2 separate regions of the Homo sapiens genome follow, and region 1 is linked to region 2. Evidence: chromatin loops called from intact Hi-C (ENCODE). Cell type or tissue: GM12878. All regions are shown on one strand. Each heading gives the region's core, and the rest is flanking DNA. Links, peaks and the distances in the headings are about the cores only.

Region 1 (5,380 bases), core at 250-5,249, 95 kb before region 2:
CAGTTAAGCTACCAGACGGCAAGGGAAGACAGATTATAATACAATGCATTTTTTGTTTCTTCCAATCAAATAATACTTCTATATACATTTAGTATACGTCTCAGCTCCTTCCAGGTGGTTTTAAGAAAAAAGCCAGTGTTATGCCCTTTCCCTCTGATGAGTCTAATTGCATGGGGCTCTGGTGGTGGCCCTGCTTTGCCCTTCAAGAGCATCTATGAATAACTTTGTGTTTGTAGGTTTCTTTTTAAAGGTGTTCCTCCTATTTCTGGCTCACAGATGTTGACAAGTAGCATGTGTAGAGTTCAGTCTGCACAAATCTGGGAGCTCTGAACACTAGATCCTATATTCACAGAGTCCCCCACCACTGGAACCTGGCTAGGGGTAGGAAAGTCACCGTAACCCTACAGTCCTGTGGAAAGGGTAGAGTAGTGGGGACTAACTGGAAAGAAGTGAAAATAAGACAAAGTAGCCAGTGGAATCTCCAGTCTGCCCCTTGCTTAGCTATGGAGAGCACAGCAAGATGATGGGTGAAGTCCACTGCTTCTCTGAACCATCTTTCAACTTGTCTGCTGAGGGTCCACTTTCTCTCCTTTCTCTGCCTGCATGTTTGTGAAAAATTTGTGTCTTCACGTGGAGACTATGAGTTTTGTGTGCATGGAACAGAGCCCTCTAGAAGGGTCTTGTGCCACTTTAAAATGTGACTCCCAAAAAATCTGACCTGTGCTCATACATTGCTGATGGAAATACAAAATGATTCAGCCATGTGGAGAATAGTATTGCAGTTCTTCAAAAAGTTAAACATAGAATCACCATATGTCAAGTAAATCCACTCCTAGGTACATACCTTAAAAAATTGAAAATAGGTTTCAAATAAATACATGTGTATGCAAGTTCATAGCAGTACAATATTCACAATAGTTGAAGGGTGGAACCAGCCCAAATGACCACTGACGGATGAATGAATGAACAAAATGCAGTATATCCTGACAATGCAATATTATTCAGCCATAAAAAGAATGAAGTACTGATGCACGCTACACCATGGAGGAGACTTGAAAACATACTAGTGAAAGAAGACAGACACTATATGATTCCATTTATATGAAATATCCAGAATAGGTAAAGCCATAGCAACAAAGTAGATTGGTGGGTTTCCAGGAGCTGGGAGGAGGGGGAAATAGGAACACTTGCATAATGGTTATGGGTCTTGCTTTTGGGGTGATGAAAATATTTGGAACTAGACAGAGATGCTGGTTGCACATCATGATATCTAGTTGCCACGGAATTGTTTACTTTAAAATGGTTAATTTCATCTTATATAAATTTCACCTCCATCAAAATGAAATATTTTAGAAAGAGAAAGTTAAAAAAAAAAAACCTATGTGTTCCACGAACACAACCCAACCCTTGCTCTCATTCCCATTTCCTGTTCCCTGTGTGCCCATTGTCAGTGCCATGGTATCAAATCAGTGCCCATTGTCAGTGCCATGGTATCAAATCAGCTTATGATGCAGATTACTGTTGGGCTTGTTCTTGATCCTACTTGTGAGATACATCCTCTAGAATTCCATGACTTAAGCTGAGTCTACACAGTAGCAACCAAATGTTTTAGCAGAGAACGATGGGTGTTTCACCACAAGACTCTTTCCCAATATTTTGTTTCTGTGGCAGAAAAGCGGATTTTTCTTGGCAAGATGAACAGGTTTGCACATTTATCTGTCTCTAGGAATTTCCATAGGCTGCAAGAAGAAAAAGAACATGAGTGTCAAGATACCTAGAAAAAGATGTTGAAGGCTTGCATAAAGCCTACTGAGGCTAAAACTGTTGTTTATTGAAGTTATGGGGAAAAAAGTTCATGCCCCCATTCTGTTTGTTCCAACCTCATTTGAAGAGTTGAGAGAGAACTTGTAGTTTCGTGCTTCTAGAACAGAAAAGATTTGGAATTTCAAAGAGAAAAATGCCCATAGGGAGAACTGGGGACATGGAGATGCCCTGTGTTAACTAGGGCAGAAAGTTGTAGTCTGTTGATGGAACTGTCATTTACTCATGCACCTGAACCCTTGAAGTCATTCATGAGGGTGGAAATCAGCTTCTTCCAAGCTCCTGTTAATGTTGATATTTTGACCTCCTCCTATGAATCACGAATGTTCTTAATGGAATTCATTCATTCACTGCATATGGTCCTGCCATGCGCCAGAAGGCAATAGGCCAGGCCACTGGATGGAGAAGACCCCATCCCTGCCTTGCTGCATAAGCAGCTCAGTGAAAAAGCCAGGCAGACATACCAGGAACATCACAGCCATACGGCAAGTGCTCAGACAGAGGTATCAGGCCATGGGAGCACCAAGGAGTCACTGCATCTGGGCCCTGTCAGAGGTGGGGACAGTGGACCCCAGTGTTAAAGGAAGATGGTGACAGGAGACCAGCATTACAGGCAAGTAAGCACAGCATCCACATTGGCCCAGAGGCATGGACACAGGTGGCATATCTGGGGAACACTGCTGCAGAGAGGAGAGGAGGGAATATGGCTACAAGAGGAGAGGAGGCTGCCGGGGCAAGTTGGGGCCAGGCTGGAAAGGGTCTTACATTTGACCCATTTTTTCCGGTGACTTTTTCCTTTTTATAGGAACAACAGCCAAATATTTGTCATAAATCATTTTCCTTCATCCTGTCAGTAGCCCCCTTTTACCGATGAATACACTGAGGTTCAAAAAGGTTAAGTAATTCCAAAGAGGGATGGACACATCACCGTTTGTGCATGTTTGACACACTGTTTGTCAATGACTGAGTGGTTACTGCTGGGGGAAGGCAGGATGGAAGGATGGGACCAAAAGGACAAAGGCGGCTTTAATTGCATCAGTAACATTTCATTTCTTAAGCTGGGTTTCGGTACATGGATGCTCTTTGTGCCTTTTTGTGTGAAATTTTCATAATGACTCTTAAAGCCACTGGACTTGCGTGTTAGGGCAGCATCTTTGCTTGAAAGGAGGCAGTGTCTGAGGCTGAGGGTCCCTTGAGAACACAGGGGCAGCCCTTAATATCCAAATGCTTGATGGGTTTTTCACTGTGGTTAAGAGGTAAGTCACTATTTATTCCACCTAGTCAAGGCCTCAGAGCTGACACTTCTACAGAAAAAGCAGGACAGACAGGTTTGATTCTCCTGGTTCCCTTGAGCAGGAACTGAATGTTTCCCATCTAGGGGCATATGAGCAGAGAGGAAGGGGTCTGAGCCCCACAGTGTGTCGTCAGTTACCACTTCTACGCGCTTGGCAGCCCGTGCTTCGAGTTCCTTTTCAACTGCGTTTCCCTTCAAGTTAACACTGCTTCCTCCGCTAGAGCATCCTGCCCCTCCAGCCTAGCCCTGAGAAGGAGACCCAGCCCCCTGCCTTCCTGGCATGCAGAACTTAAAACAAGAGCTCTCTGCCATCGGACATCCTTACCATTTCCAGCTATTGAGTATAATCAGGTGTGCCAGGATCTGATTTCAAAGCCAAAAGCAAAGGGGCTCGGAGGAATCCTCTCTCGGTTGCGCCAGTGGAAGACAAAGGGGTCTGAACAAACAGGATGCACTGAGAGCTGTAGAGAGCACTCCCCAGCAAGTGGGGTGGGCAGGATGCAGGGTTGGAATAGTTGACCTGTAAGCCTGGGTGTTGGCATGTGAGGCAGTCATGCCCAGGAGAAGCAAGGCAGGGCATGAACAGATGCTGATTCATCTGACAGCCTCTCTGGATGGTTCCTGGTAGACAGTCATGCTCTTCCAGGGCCCAGGGAGTTATATAATCTCTGCCTGAATAGAAGATCCCGACTCTGGCCGTTCACCTTGCAGAGAATGCTGACATTTCTAGAAATCAGAGAAAACCCACTATGCCTTGTAGGGCAGATGAGCAGTACTCAGGAATCTACAAGCGAGTCAGAACTGATGCGCTGTGGAGCTGGAGAAGACCCACTGGTTGCACCCCAATGTCTGGGTCCTGATGGATCCATTTTTTTCTGTCCCTGTTTCTATCTCTTATCACATACTCTGCTTGCTGGGCTTGGGAACCTACATCTAGTAAACTTTCCCGATCATTAACTGGATAAAGAGTTAAAAGTCATTCCAGAGAACACGACCCTTCTTGGGAGGCTATAGTCCGAGGGAAAATTTCAGTATTTCCTTTCTCTTTCTCACTGCCCTCATTTTTATATGGCAGGAATTGGAGATGAAAACAAATGTAACAAACCCGACTTGAAGGCAAACAAAGATCATCAAAGGCAACAAGAATAGGAAGCAGCTTACAGTGGAAAGAAAGTGCCCATCTAGACTGACGCCTCACTGATGGTGAAACTTAGTGGTGCTGCCCCAGTTCACCGTCTTTCAGAGATAGCCTTGTTGGTGTTTTCAACCGGGGGTGCTTGGAGTATTGCCCACAGACACCTCTGACTGTTAGAGTGCCTCGGGGAATGCTCCTGGCATTTTCTGGATGAGGCTGCAAGTACAAATGTCCTCCAGTACACAGGATAGTCACAAAACCGAAGAACTACCCCCACCCTTTTTCTAATAGAGCAGTACTGGTGAAATTGGTCATTTTTTTTTTTTTTTTTTTGAGACGGAATCTCACTCTGTCGCCCAGGCTGGAGTGCAATGGCGTGACCTCAGCTCACTACAACCTCTGCCTCCCAGGTTCAAGGGATTCTCCTGCCTCAGTCTCCTGAGTAGCTGGGATTACAGGCATGTGCCACCATGCCCAGATAATTTTTTTTTGTATTTTTAGTAGAGACAGGGTTTCACCATGTTGGCCAGGCTGGTCTCAAACTCCTGACCTCAACTGATCCGCCTCCCTCGGCCTCCCATAGTGCTGGGATTACAGGCATGAGCCACTGCGTCCAGCCAGAATTGGTCATTTCTGACACTCAGCTGAACCTCGAGCTCCTCCAACCTGGAGCCTTTGAACATGAAACCTATAGAGAGAGTCTCTGAAAAGAATCCAATTCTAAAGGCCACTGTTGGTTCTAGATGAAATAAAAAGCACACAGAAAATGAAAACCCGCCTGACATCTATAGTTCATCAATTGCCTTTAGAGGCAACTCTTATACAAACTCCAAAATTCCCAAGAGAAATTCTAACCTGGCATAAAGCATTGGGAGATTTATGGATATGCTTTCTCCCAGGGCTAGAGTTCTGGGAACCGGAGACTCAGAGGCTGCCTCTCGGCTTCTATAAAATAGGTCTGGGACATACATTAGGTTGTTTTGTCCCCATACAGTGTAAATAGCTGACGCGTGACACTTCAGCAATGGCTAAAAAATAAAATCCGAGCTAATCGTGGGTATATGGAAAGCACAACAAATGTGCAAGTTGCAAATGATTTCTATCTATGTAAAATGGCAACATGATTGGGG
Region 2 (5,380 bases), core at 244-5,243:
TGTGATATTTAGACCTGCCAAAGCAGTATAACTTCATTGTCTGGAATTTGGTTAATTCCAATGCAAATACAAAAATCAAATACGTGAACTGAGCTTTGAAAATATTTTCATTTTTGAGGATTTTCATTGTTATGGGATTGAGCCTGTAGAAGTCTCTGTGTAAGCTACATAGAGCAAATCTAATCTACTCACACTGAAGTCAGGGCTCTGTAAAAGACTGTGGGAACATTCATTCTCCACTCTCTCAGAGACTCTTTTAGGTAAGTCAAAGCATGTTCTCTTTCTGTGATTGCTAACCCATCTGTAAAATGTGAATAATAATTCTGGCCTCCAGGCAACCAGAGGTTCTTGATGACCCTTAGATGAAGATACTTGATATGTATAAGTGACAGGAACAATGATGATCAAACACTGAAGATGAAATTCTAGGGAGGAAAGAAGTTTAATCATTATCTCCTGCATTTTTTATTCTGTTAACAATGAGGCAAGATAGTAAATCTTAGTTGCAAAGTGGTTAAAACACATGATTTGGATTCTGGAATATCTTTCATGACTATCTTTTGGATCCAATTCCTTACTCATTTGGTGTGGGAGTTGGTTATGAAGACGAATTTCTCACAAGGCAAGGAGCTGTCTCTCTGCTCTGTATACATGGGGTGTAGCCCTCGTGCAATCAGACTGGAGGAGGATAACCAGGTTGCTATGTAGCCTTGATTTCCAAAAAGGTGATGGGCTTCTGGTACCAACCCGTGTCAGTATTTAGAAGAGGCCTGTTGGAAAGCTCTTAATGAGAAAGCTCCTTCTCTGAAAACATTTCAATTTATGACTCCTGTGCTAAGCATTTCTAGGAGATCAAACTGAATCTCTAGTGCATAACAGAAAAGCATTTGCCCTGCAGCAAAAGGGTCAACTTTAAAAGAATGCTTTTCCATGTTAAAAAAAAAAAAGTCAAAAAAACAAAGCAATGACTCCCAAAATAGGAACAGAGGGGAAGGAAAAGTTCATGGCCTTAGCGGACTGGATATTCTGGATATTTGGTCCCTCCAGTCCCTGCAGATGAAAGCCCATTTATTTAGAGTAGAAAGAGGAAATTTAAAAAAATAAAGGAATAACAATACCTACAAATGTTTTCAGGATTGAAATAAATCCAGGGAAGAAGATGGTATGTTACCACTGGAACTGCATTCTCGTTCATATCTCTTGTCCTCACGTCCTGAAGCACATTCCATGTAATGCATGATAGCCTGTGGCCAGCTGCTGGCTAGAAAGCAGGACCCTGCAGTTCTATTTCTGACTCCGTCTGGGCTTTTGATGAGACCAGGTGGGAGAAGGAGAGTAGTGTAACAAAGAACCTCAGAGTAGGCCTTGGTAATGAGCAGTTACCTAACCTCACTGAGCCTCAGTTTCCTCATCCATGACAAGAAGGGGTAAATGACCTCAATAGTTCCTGCCTTATTAAAAAACTTTGAGTCTTTGGTATTTTGATGATATGAATGAGTTCCTCATCGAGAACCTCACTTGTTCCAGGAAGTTTGAGAATGCACCACTCCATGCGCTGTCTTTGAATCGCTGTGCCCTACCCAGCACCCGTTTGTGCTTGAAAAGAGCACAGGCATGGGTTCTTTTGCTGATAGCAGATTTCTCTCCAGACTAGAGATTTTCTTAGTCTACCCTACTTAGTAAGACTTTATGATGGGTAAACCTGTGCTGACCAGTGGCCAAGTCCCAGCAAACACAACTTCATAGTAACAAAGCTTAAAGACGGGAGTCTGAGTGCGAGACTAGGGATCAGAAGGATTCAATTCATTCATTCAATTCATCATCCATTCAATTCAGCTTCTCCTGTTTAAAACTAGGCCCCTGGCACTTGCTGAGCATGGTTCTTTATTGGACCATCCATTTGAACTGGGGAAGGGACTGAGAATCTTGGTTACCTCTCTTGGCAGGTCATCAGTTCTTGTTCCATTCAATGCAGAATTTTAGCAACAAAAGGCGAAGAGGATGAGTAAGTTATTAAAGCTGGGAAACTGCCTATAATAGGTTATTTTTAGAATAAAGATTCAAGATGACCTACAAGCTCTGTGAGACCACAGGACAAAGGTGTCAAAGAAAAGAGACTGGGATAGGCTCAGACATTTATCTTCCAGCAAAATTAATTTCCTTGAGGGCTTGTGGTTCACTAACTGAATCTGTGAACCAGCTGTATTTAGGGTGCATTCTACTTCCTTGGGTCTCTAAAATTGACAATGGTCTATAGGTCAGGTTCCAACGGAAGTGATATTTCTGACCTAGCTCTATAAATAGAGCACTGGAAAAAACCCATCAGCTGCAATGGCTCAGGGACCACACGCTATCTATTAAGTAAGCAACCGCAGTATTTGTGCTACCATTTTAGATACGAAAAAATATATCTTTTGTTATTTATAATCTTCTGAGCTTTGAGATTCTCAAAATACTTTAAAGCTATTAGTCGTCTTTCAGATTTATAAATACAGGATCTGAGGCATAAAACTATGTAATAACTGCTTCAACTAATACCATTTACCCACCGAGGAAGGCATTTGGCTGGTAAAGAATGGGCTGCTTCACTTTAGTAAAGCAGAAAATTTCATTCCTGATGTCTCTTGGCTGGAGGTGAAAGGAGTGAATGCAGTCCAGAGGCTTTACTTGCACAACATACCTAGGCTGATGCAAGTCTCAGCAAACTCGTTACTGAGAAAGGTAAGAAATGTGAAGCAGAAGACAGGAAGAAGTGAGGCAATCAGAACCTCTGGAATGCAAGAGTTAGGGATGGATCCTCCATAGCACAAGGTAGGGGAGAAGCGGGGGTGAGCCATCCACTAGGCTAGAGACTGGTATGCACCAGCACAAATCACTCAACAACTCCACTGGCTCATGGACAGGGAGAAAATACCTTCAGTTTCCCAGAGTCTTAACAAAATACTTTAAGTTCTTATCCAACCAGGACATTTTTGAAAATGAAATGGGGACATTTTAATAGTTATACTGGGATAACAGAGATAAACTGAGCTTGCCCTGAGAAAACCAAGACATATGTTATCCTACAGAGATACTATGTAGGAACTGTCCAGAATCACAGTGAGCATGCTCACTTTATACGAAAAGCTTCAGTCTGTACTAGGATTCTCTGCTGTGTCTGCAGTGTCGATCATCAAGGTCTCAAAGATGGCAAGGAAAACAATAGTAGGCATAAGAAGAACAGAACTAGATTGTCTGAATAAAAAGAAGCAATCTCCTCCCATCAGCTCAACTCCCAACATTCTCCAGGAGGCCATGCCCCTGAACCTTTTCTCCAATACAGCTTTCCCCTTGCTACCTTCTACTTAAGGAAAGGAAAAAAAAAATCCTGAATGGTGACTTGTAGTGAAATCTCTTGACCTTTGCAAATAAGTTTTTAATTAAAAATAAATTCACTCATTACAGAAAACACATATTACCCTTAAGTAAATACTAGCAAAATAAAACAAAGAAAACAAAAACCTAACCATTTAAAGAAATCTGTGGCACTTTCTCTTTAAATTTAGCTTCATTCAAGACAAGCCAGAAAGATGCTTGCATAAAATATGTTTTTTTTCCCCCACAGTGTGTTCTATCTGTTCACCATGAAATCCTCAGACCACACCTTTCAGCTGTCCTGGTATGAGCTTTGCTTTCCTGCTCCCATTGTAGAGTCAGAGGCAGCAGGCGGATACCAGAGTTGAATTCTAATAAGTCTTGTGTATTATACATGGTCACCATCTCATTTTTTGACCACTTGATGTTTGTTTCAGATGGCACTGGCTGAGGCAGAATGAATACAGCTGCTGATTCTGATCTCACACTGGGTATATCCCTGAGTGCTGGAAAAAACATCACCCTCAGAAGTGTGCATTCAGCCAGCTGCCTTTGGAGAGAGCTGGGAAGGGTGCAAAGTGGCATGTCCTTTACCAGTCACTCTTTCTGGGTAAGATTCAAACTACAGTGAAGTAACATTTGGTCGCTTTACATATCCAACGAAGTACTTTGGGACAAGGAGAAAGCCAGGTGGCCACCCACTTGACTGAACAGCAAGGGGACACACCAGCAGTCATGTGGTTTGCCTTCAGGAAATCAGCTCACAAGGCAAACCCAGGGCTGAGAGAGGGTCCTTTGCCCAGGCCTTAGCTTGTGAAGAATCAGGCCTGGGTAAGCCTGCTGTTGCTTCAGGCCCACTTTGGATCACTGGCTCTTTGCAAGCAGTAAGAACAGAAGAGAAAAGAAATATGATTTGTTTATTAGGAAATATGTTCTTGAAGAAAAATTTTTCTGGGAGAACATCAATGGCTTTAAAAACCATTAGTGCAAAAAGACATTTCAACTAAAATGCCATGTCTAATCCTGGACTGCATCCTGGAAAAAACTGCCATAGAGTACATTATTGGGACACCTGGCAAAGTTTGAATATTGCCAGTATATTATATAATAGTATTGTATCAATACTAATTTCCTGGGTGAGATCATTGTACTGTGGTTATGTAAGAGAAGTTCTTGTTCTTAAGAGATAAATGCTGAAGTATTTGGGGATGAAAGGATATGATATCTGTAACTTGCCCTCAGATGGTTCAGCAAAGATAATTATAATAAGTTAACAATATTATAAAATAAATTGGTAACTAATATACAAGAGATAAAAATAAATGAGGCAAAGTGTTAAAAATCAGGTAAAGAGCTGGGCTTGGTGGCTCACGCCTGTAATCCCGGCACTTTGGGAGGCCAAGGCGGGTGGATCATGAAGTCAGGAGATGGAGGCCATCCTGGCTAACACGGTGAAACCCCATCTCTACCAAAACTACTAAAAAATTAGCCGGGCATTGTGGCGGGTGCCTGTAGTCCCAGCTACTCGGGAGGCTGAGGCAGGAGAATGGCGTGAACCCGGGAAGAGGAGTTTGCAGTGAGCCGAGATTGCGCCACTGCACTCCAGCCTGGGCGACACAGTAAGACTCCATCTCAAAAAAAAAAAAAAACACAAAAAAAAATCAGGTAAAGGGTATATGGGGAGTTCAATATACTTTTCTTGGAACTTTTCTGTAGGTTTGAACTCTCCTTCCCCCCCAAAAAAATTAGTGGGAAAATGTAGGTTGGCCTTTCCAGAGAGATTACTTGGTCATTGATATAAAATCAAGACATGGGATTGGATCTCTGGAGAAATTACTAGGGCATTCATATGTTTCTATACATCAGAATCATCTGTTAACTTTGTAAAATGCAGAATCCTAGGCCCCATCCCAAACCTGATGAATCAGAATCTTTGGAGGTGATGCCCAAGAGTCCATATTTTCAAAAACCTCTCTCAGATGATCCTAATATATGCTAACATTTGAAAAAAAATCATGTATTAGGC

Evidence for each region. A loop is a pair of places that touch in the nucleus more often than their neighbours do. Peaks named below come from ENCODE experiments on the same cell type or tissue, not always from the same donor. Only the 100,000 strongest peaks of a DNase experiment are listed, where the experiment ranks them.
Region 1: a loop joins it to region 2, with 7 times the contacts of the local background. A loop is called at or near these places in 4 of 110 quality-filtered maps.

Annotation. Positions count from the first base shown.
Region 1 is chr14:68,493,483-68,498,862 of GRCh38, reverse strand. It overlaps a transcript of RAD51B not described here. Among named protein-coding and RNA genes, the nearest start is that of RAD51B-AS1, 190 kb to the left of the region's middle. In GM12878, for the core only: no CTCF peak of the experiment used is centred there; a DNase peak (open chromatin) is centred at 2,942; H3K27ac peaks cover 1,212 bases.
Region 2 is chr14:68,398,883-68,404,262 of GRCh38, reverse strand. The region is part of intron 8 of RAD51B (RAD51 paralog B); the gene reads right to left. It overlaps LOC101927971 (a long non-coding RNA gene), which reads left to right. Exons shown (of 4, transcript XR_245776.5): 1 at 1-260; 2 at 3,792-3,964. Among named protein-coding and RNA genes, the nearest start is that of RAD51B-AS1, 280 kb to the left of the region's middle. RefSeq lists an enhancer at 44-203. In GM12878, for the core only: no CTCF peak of the experiment used is centred there; a DNase peak (open chromatin) is centred at 2,252; H3K4me3 peaks cover 2,029 bases; H3K27ac peaks cover 4,191 bases.